Linked DNA regions of Homo sapiens: region 1 is linked to region 2. A link is a loop called in an ENCODE intact Hi-C map of the cell type or tissue named here. Cell type or tissue: IMR-90. All regions are shown on one strand. Links, peaks and the distances in the headings refer to the core of each region. The heading gives the core; the rest is flanking DNA.

Region 1 (4,397 bases), core at 252-4,251, 190 kb after region 2:
AGGAAGTGTCAACTGAAGAATAACAATATTCATAAATTTAGAAAGGAAAATTTTACTTCTCAAAAAGAGTTGTAGCCTGCTAGGTGGCCCTTCTGGCAGGCTGGGAAGTGTAGCCTCCAGCCAGAAGCCAGAAACAGACACTTCAGTCAGAAGAATAAGACAGGGAAGGGCCAGGCATGGTGGCTCACGAGGGCAGGGTGTGGTGACTCACACCTGTAATCCCAGCACTTTGGGAGGCCAAGGAGGGTGGATCATTTGAACCTAGGAGTTTTAATTTTTAGCAGAGATGAGGTCTTGCTTTATTGGCCAGGCTGGTCTCTAACTCCTGGCCTCAAGCGATCTTCCTGCCTTGGCCTCCCAAAGTACTGGAATTACAGGTATGAGCCACCATGCCAACAACAGGACTTCTGATAAACATTCTTAAATTTCCAATGCTGCATTTATGTACAGTCGTCCTGGGGTACCCATGGGAGGATTTGTTCCAGGACCCCGCTTGGATACCAAAATCTGCAGACGCTCGAGACCCTGATATAAAATGGTGTAGTATTTGTGTTACATAACCTACCTACCTACACACACACACAACCTAATACAACACCTAATATATAACCTACACATACCCTCTGTAGATTACTTAATACAATGTAAACAGGATGCAAATAGTTGTTATACAGTGTAGTTTTAAAATTTGTACTATTTTGTATTGTATTGTTTTTTATTTATTTATTCAAAATATTTTCAATTTGTGGTTGGTTGATTCTTCAGACGCAGAACCCACAGATATGGAGGGCCAGCTGTACTCCTCTAAATTCAAGTCCCCGACTTCACACCTTCACCTACTTATTCTGTGGGTTCTTCAAGTTGTCACCAGGGTGGGCACCAGCAGCAGGTACTGGTGAACACCTGGGGAGGTGGCAAGATGCAAGGGGTGTTCCATGAATAGCTGGGATAAGATATACAAATAACTAATAAATAACTCATAAACTCATCATTAACTCATAAACTACTTCTTTCTTAAAGCTAGAGCTTCCTAACCAGCTGATTCAGTTGGAGAAAGTCTTTGTCAAACCTTCCCTGTTAAAAATGTGTTCCATGTGTTGCTAGTCCTGGCTGTGCATGCTGTGCCTTAGGTGGGCTGGGAGGGATAAAAGGCAGAGAATCACTGTTCCAGGTAAAGTTCTTAGTCGCTTCCCCTCCCGCCATGCTCAGTGTGCTTCCTTTTTTCCATGTTCTTTCTCTTCGAAGGGTCTCCCTCTAGTTACCCAGGAATAGAGAGAGCTAAGAGAAGACTGTCAGAAGGACCTGACTCAAGAGAGTCCCCTTCTCTAACTCTTTCAACCCAAAGCCCTCCGTGGGCTCTCCTACTATTTAGGGGCAACAGTGGCAATTTTTTAACAGAGTCATCTCAAATTTGAGTGTAGCACTAAGTACTACGAAATGATTTTTGAGAGCCTTTGCTTACTATGGTGAAAATTACACAGAGGAAAAAAAGCCATCAGTTGAAACCCATCCGGAAAGCATTTTAAAGAAGCCTCGGTTATCTGAGTCATCCCAGAAGTTGTTCTAAATTTTAAGGAGCCAAATGAAATTATTTTTTAACTTAATGCTAGTAGGGCAAGTGTATTTCAGAGGGACAATTATGGTAGACTTCTATTTTATGTGCTGTTTGGGATCCAATAAGCATCCCCGTTTGGCTGGGGTCTGGTGACCTGAGGCTGAGGGTGTGTGGTGGAGAGCCTTTGCCAAGCCTGATGATCCTCTACTGAGGTTAGATGCTCAGGAACAGTCAGAGGTTTTTGAAAAGGGGCTGTTAAAATTGGACAAGGCTGTACTTCGATTTCACATTGCATTTTAATTGTAACAAGACAAATTGCAACACTGTAGATCTGTTCAAAAAATTTTCCTCTCTCTCTTCACTTACAAATGCAGGGCTAAACATTCTTTAGATATTAGCAGGCCTGGTCTGGCCCTCTGCCTAATGATGGGGTTTTTCAACTCTCTGAATAGCCCTGAGCCTCAGATGTGGCATCTTATTCATCCATCGGCCGAGGACAGAGTGAGGACAGAGTGGTCGGGGAGGTGGAAGTATTTGGACCTTTTTATTGCTTTGCTTAAGGGCAAAATTGTGGTCTGCAGTGACCTCCAGTCACAACTTTCTTATCTCATTTGGGATCTTGAGGGAGCAGTTTCCTCTTCATTCTTTCACAGAGACATAAAAGCAAGCGGGTATGACTGCTAAACAAGGAGGCATTATGCCAGGAATTCACAGACTCCACGTGCTCTGCTCCCTAGTGGCGGCTGTGCAGGCCATGTTTCCAAAGGATCACAGGGGTCTTGGTGTGCCCTGTCTGACTGATGATCAATCTCAGCTGTGAGTGAAAAACTGCAATGGTCCCTGGGATCTCAGGCTCCTTCAAAGGGGTTTTTTTCTGAGAGTCACCCTGAATACTGACAAAGTCAAGAGCCTCAGCCGAGAGAGAACTTGGGCAGTTGATTGCCTTGAGGAGGTGCTTGCGTGTGTGTATGTATGTATCTCTGTAGGCATGTTTATGTGGGTATGTATATGGGTATCTGTGTGTGTGTATGTGCTTGTGTGTATGTGTGAGTGTGTGTGTGTGTGTGTGGTGGGAGTGGGTGTGTGAGTAGGAAACTCACAGGGAGAGGAGTTAGGAGAGCAGATCTCTAGGGAGAGGGGCCACAGTGATGCACCAAAGTTTTCGGATGAAATGACCAAACAATGTTGGTGCTGTAGTCATAAAAAAAGAAATGAGAAGAAACTGAGTTTAAGGAGATTTTACAGTAATGCCTTCATGAAGTCTTTTTAGAAATTTCATCTGTACGTGAAGTCTCTTTCTCTCCTGGATTCCCATTCTCTTCTTTCCCATTTCCATTGTGCTACTTACCACATTTCACCTTGATACTTGCTGTAGATGTACGTATCTCTGTATCTCTCTTACCCATTTTTAACTTTGTGTGTGCAGGGACCATGATCTTTATATCACCCGAGTACTTTATTCGCCTGTCATACAGATGATACTCAGTAACGAACTATAGAAATGATTCCTGAGCCTGGAGCGGTGGCTCACGCCTGTAATCCCAGCACTTTGGGAAGCTGAGGCAGGCGGATCATGAGGTCTGGAGATCGAGACCATCTTGGCTAACACATTGAAACCCCATCTCCACTAAAAATACAAAAAATTAGCCGGGCATGGTGGCAGGCCCCTGTAGTCCCAGCTACTCAGGAGGCTGAGGCAGGAGAATGGCTTGAACCCAGGAAGCAGAGCTTGCAGTGCGCCGAGATCGTGCCACTGCACTCCAGCCTGGGCAACAGAGCGAAACTCTTAAAAAAAAAAAAAAAAAGATCCCTGAAAGTATAGTCTTCATACTCAGTAAATACTTGCAGATTGAGTGCATTTTCAACACCTTTCTGAATTTTGTTGACATTGTTGGAAAAACTTGTAATTAGGAAAGAGTAAACATTTCAGTATTCTAAGTGGTTAATAATCATATAATTAAAATAATAACATAAGTGGTAAACATCTTGAGTTTCAAAGACTTTTGCTATATCCATGTCATCACTGACATTATAAATACATGATTTTAGCATACTAATAGTCACCTAACTTCTGTGTCTAAATGTGTGTAAAATGAGATTCTATTTTTTTTTTTTTTGTGACGGAGTTTTGCTCTTGTTGCCCAGGCTGGAGTGCAATGGTGCAACCTCAGCTCACCACAACCTCCACCTCCCGGGTTCAAGTGTTTCTCCTGCCTCAGCCTCCCGAGTAGCTGGGATTACAGGCATGTGCCACCACACCCGGCTAATTTTGTATTTTTAGTAGAGATGGGGTTTTGCCATGTTGGTCAGGCTGGTCTTGAACTCTTGACCTCAGGTGATCTGCCCGCCTTGGCTTCCCAAAATGCTGGGATTACAGGCGTGAGCCACTGTTCCCAGCCAAAATGGAATTCTTAATACCTGTTTTATCTAACAGGGCTGCAATGATCAAAATTTTCAGTAAGTGTCAAGGCCCTTTGAAAAGCTAATAGTGTTATAAAAAGATTGAGATTGTAGAGTACATAGTATTTAAGATCTTAACTGTTGTTATAGAGAAAAAACACAATGCACACCTATCCATAAAACCTCTAAAAGGCATGGAAAAATTTTAGTATATGTTTTTAAGCACTTTACTTATTGCTTTCTTGAGATACTTTTTAAAAAATGTCTTGGTGGCTAATAATGATGATGACGACGGTGGTACTAGAAATACCTTCTGTAGCCTTTTATAATTGATAAAGCTCACATGCATTATCTCAGATTTGACAGTTCTTCACTGGAGGAGATGAGCAGCTCTTTGCAATGCTAAATTACTGTTAAAAAGAGTCAAACTGAACCTTAAAGT
Region 2 (4,397 bases), core at 96-4,095:
GTGGCCATTTCTAACTCTGTAAGTAGGGGTATTAGTTGTATGGCCCTGCGCTGATGGACTTGAGCTTTGAGGGGCACTGATAGGGTCTGATTTCCATAAGATTAGAAGTTAAGATAATAAATGTTACACTGTTAACTTTTAGCAAACTTTACTTTTGTTGAAAACCTTGTAAGTTTGGAATTTCAATTATTCCTTGCTATTAATAAGACCTCGTTCAGTCCATATTAACTTAAAATTGGTATAGATGGCTCCTTCCTGATTCTGTAAGTACTTTAAGGTTTGGCTGAGTGCAAACAGCTCGCATATTTGAGCAGACCAATTATTAGGCAATTTTCCTAACTCTGCTTCTACAATAGTTTCCTTATTACTTACTGAGTACCCATTGTGTCTTTTTCCCTTAATCGCCTGGGAGGAAACATCTATTGTCCTGTCCTGAAGGGAGTTCCTCCTGTGTCTGGTCGGACCTTCAGATTTAGATCCCCTGTTAGGAAACCTGCTGGGTTAAGGATTTTTGATAGGAAAGCTACGGGTTGTCAGTGGTCTCAGTGCTTCCGGGCTATGCCCTTGTTTACACTGACAACAAGGTGGTATTGGAGTGTTATAGGGTTACAGAGAAGACCTTCAATTATCAGTTATAGGTTTTAAATTTACCCTGGCTTTTGAAGGAATAGGGTACACTGTTTTTTCTTTACTACTTCTATCTCTCTTTCTCTTTGACTTCTTTGCCTCTCTCTTTCTGACTCCTCTTTGTCTCTTCCTCTCTCTGACTTTTTGTGTCTCTCTTTCTCTCTCTCTCTGACTCCCTCTTTGTCCCTGTCTCTTCCTCTCTCTGTCTCTGACTTTGTCTCTTTCTTTCTTTCTCTCTGACTCCCTCTTTGTCTCTCTCTTCCTCTGTCTCTCTCTCTGACTTTCTGTCTCTTTCTCTCTTTCCTTTCTGCTGGTCTTTCCCTGCCTCTGCCAGCTGCTTATGCTGCTCTTCTCCCCTCTCCTGGAGAAGTCCGCAGACCAAGAACCCACTGGAAGGAACCAATTCCAGACACAATACGACCGAGCAGGCCAGCAAGGAAAAGCAATATGCTTTTTCGAGACCAACCACAAGTCATTTTATAGAAAGAATAAAGAGTTTTAAATGACCAGAGGGAAGTCAGCTGATACAGTACTCAAGTAAACCTCAGCTTAATCATTGTCAATGCTTAAATATTAATTATATTAAATATAATGCATCTCTCAGATGCGGGCTCTGATAGCCCCGTGGTACTCAATGGCATCTATCTTAATTAGAAAAGTATTTCAGTGTGTGTCTTTCTGAATAGAATTTTGTTTTTCTCATCAAACAGGCTGGTTTTGGTTATGGATTGCCCATATCACGTCTTTACGCACAATACTTCCAAGGAGACCTGAAGCTGTATTCCCTAGAGGGTTACGGGACAGATGCAGTTATCTACATTAAGGTAATAGCTGTAGTCTTCTTGATTTAATATTTCTTTTGATGATAAGAACAGATGTCCATACTTAACTGTAATGAAATTTAACTCTACCACATGCTGTTTAAATAGAAAAAAACTATGGTTTTTTGCTGGGGATCTCACCCATTTTGATAGATGATCCCCTAAAACTATGGGGAAAGAGATTTGTATCCTGGAGTGATTAGGACTCTGTCTATTAATAGGAAAAAAATTGGGTTAAAGTAGAGAATCATAAGTTATATATCATACAAGTTTAATTTTAACATAAAACACATGAATGGACATTGATAACGCCAAACTTTTGATGTACTGCCAAGGCTTTTTTTTTGTATATGGGTCTGCAGATTGGAGTGTCACATTGTCTTTTTTGCAAAAGCTGTACTGACAGTGCATCATTTTAGTTTCTTTAAACCAACAAGTGCATACTCTTTTTGGACTTTTATGCAGTCCTTTACAGATACCTCCTGACTGATTTGACAGCAAGTTTTATGTGACTTTCCTTCATGAGTCTTTCCAAAACATTCATCTTAGTTTTCAAGGAAACATTCCCCTTTTTATTCTTTGCTTATGTAATAAATTTTGTAATTATCATGACAGAATTGTACAAACAGATTTGGGAACAAGCACAAGTGACTCTTGGTAAGCATATAGCTTACCTAATGGACACAGAAGCACTTAGTCTGCTTGCCTGGAGTGTTCAATGCATTAAGGAGGGTTCCACACATTTTACATGGTGGAAAAACACTAGGTTCCATCATTCCCCTTCTTCGGCTAACTGGTGGCTGTTTATGCCTGATTTAGTGACTCTAGTTTCTTGTTCTGGCCACTAGATGGCATCTATTTTATAGGAAATGTTGAAGAATTTATATTGGAAAAAATATCTGAAAAGACTAAATTCTTTCTAGATGGTATTTTTTGTTTTTTTAACCATGTCAATTGCGAGGGAAAAGGGCAACATCAATGCAATGTTTTTCTTTTTTTTTTTTTTTTGAGACGGAGTCTTGCTCTGTGTCACGTAAGCTGGAGTGCAATGGCATGATCTCGGCTCACTGCAACCTCCGCCTCCCGGGTTCAAGCTGTTCTCCTGCCTCAGCCTTCCGAATAGCTGGGATTACAGGCGCCTGACTAATTTTGTATTTTTAGTAGAGATGGGGTTTGACCACGCTGGCTAGGCTGATCTCGAACTCCTGACCTCAGGTGATCCGCTTGCCTTGGCCTCCCAAAGTGCTGGGATTACAGGCATGAGCCACCACACCTGGCCTAGTGCAATGTTTTTATGACAAAATGTAACATTTTGATCTAGCCCAGGAGTGTCCAATCTTATGGCTTCCCTGGGCCACAGTGGAAGAACAGCTGTCTTGTGCCACACATAAAATACACTAATGATAGCTGATGAGCTTAAAAAAGATTGCACAAAAAAAAATCTCATAATGTTTTAAGAAAGTTTACAAATGTGTTGAGCTTCATTCAAAGCCATCCTGGGCCGCATGCAGCCTGTGGGCTGTGGATTGGACAAGCTTGATCTAGCCTGTAGATCAAGAAATTCTGGAATATTTAGAGAAATATGGAGGTGAAAGGTTTTTTGTTCTACCTTAGGGAAAATAGAAGATAAGAAGTCTTAGAGAATCATTAAAATTGTCAACATCAAAGACTTTAGCATTATCAGAATGAGATTTTCTTGTTCAGGGTGTTCTGCATCTTAGGAAATGCCTTTGGCCTGGGATGGAAATACTACTGAAAAATCCTAACTTGAAGAAGATAACTAGAAATGTAGTTTATCTCAGGTTCCAGTGACTTATAGGAAGCTGAAATACAATGGAGAATTACTGGTAATAATATATGGAAAACTGAAATCATGCATGATGCAGAAATCTTGTGCACAGTGACTGAAATTGGAGGCCGGAGAAGACACAGATTCAAACCCAGGGCCAATAAATGTTCACGAAAAAGCTAAGATGCCTTAGACATAGATTTCTATTTATTAATAATGTTATAATGAGTTTTTAAATTTTTATGTATTTATAGAGTCAATATCTTGCTTTGTTGCCAGGCCGGAGTGCAGTGGTACAATCATAATTCACTACAGCCTTGAACCCCTGGGCTTCAAGTGATCCTCCTCTCTCAGTCTCCCAAGTAGTTAGGACTACACCCATGTGCCACCATGTCCAGCTGATATTTTTATTTTTTGTAGAGACAGGATCTTGCTATGTTGCCCAGGCTGGTCTCCAACTCCTGAGCTCAAGCAATCTTCCTGTGTAAGCCTCCCAAAGCACTGGGATTATAGGCATAAGCCACCGTGCCTGGCTTGTGATGAGTTTTTTTTAAAGCACAGTGACTATGCTGAAAAAAACACTATTTCTTCTAGTAAATAATTAAAATAGAGTTCATTAAATTTATGTGCATCTATTAAGATACATATATCGATTTGTATGCTTTTACATTTAACCAACTTCTTCAGTTAGCCAACTCTGATCTGGGTCATGTTTTGTGTAAAATTTCAGTCCAGCAGCTTCCAGGATGGCTGGGGAATTACTGTAAGCAACAAACTCAGTCAACCTGCACATCAGTCAGTGCCATAGATTTCATAAATAACACGTTTCAAATATACATACCATTTAAAAGTATATTTAGGTGGTATAAGGATTAATAAGATACTAATAGAATATTATTTAATTTGTCGTAACCTTTTTGCCATTGTCTATTTTCTCAAATAATGAATTCTAAAAAATGCCAGACTTAATAGGTCTTAGGTTTTTCTTTTTCAGGCTCTGTCAACAGACTCAATAGAAAGACTCCCAGTGTATAACAAAGCTGCCTGGAAGCATTACAACACCAACCACGAGGCTGATGACTGGTGCGTCCCCAGCAGAGAACCCAAAGACATGACGACGTTCCGCAGTGCCTAGACACACTTGGGACATCGGAAAATCC

Evidence for each region. Peaks named below come from ENCODE experiments on the same cell type or tissue, not always from the same donor. Only the 100,000 strongest peaks of a DNase experiment are listed, where the experiment ranks them.
Region 1: a loop joins it to region 2, with 4 times the contacts of the local background. A loop is called at or near these places in 1 of 110 quality-filtered maps.

The regions. Positions count from the first base shown.
Region 1 is chr2:172,781,171-172,785,567 of GRCh38, forward strand. The region is part of intron 1 of RAPGEF4 (Rap guanine nucleotide exchange factor 4); the gene reads left to right. Among named protein-coding and RNA genes, the nearest start is that of RAPGEF4-AS1, 47 kb to the left of the region's middle. In IMR-90, for the core only: a CTCF peak has its summit at 2,292 (motif pointing left); a DNase peak (open chromatin) is centred at 1,981; H3K27ac peaks cover 1,019 bases.
Region 2 is chr2:172,591,598-172,595,994 of GRCh38, forward strand. PDK1 (pyruvate dehydrogenase kinase 1) reads left to right here. Exons shown (of 11, transcript NM_002610.5): 10 at 1,338-1,451; 11 at 4,232-4,397. The coding sequence ends at 4,372. Among named protein-coding and RNA genes, the nearest start is that of PDK1-AS1, 37 kb to the left of the region's middle. RefSeq lists a silencer at 341-548. In IMR-90, for the core only: a CTCF peak has its summit at 2,285 (motif pointing right); no DNase peak of the experiment used is centred there.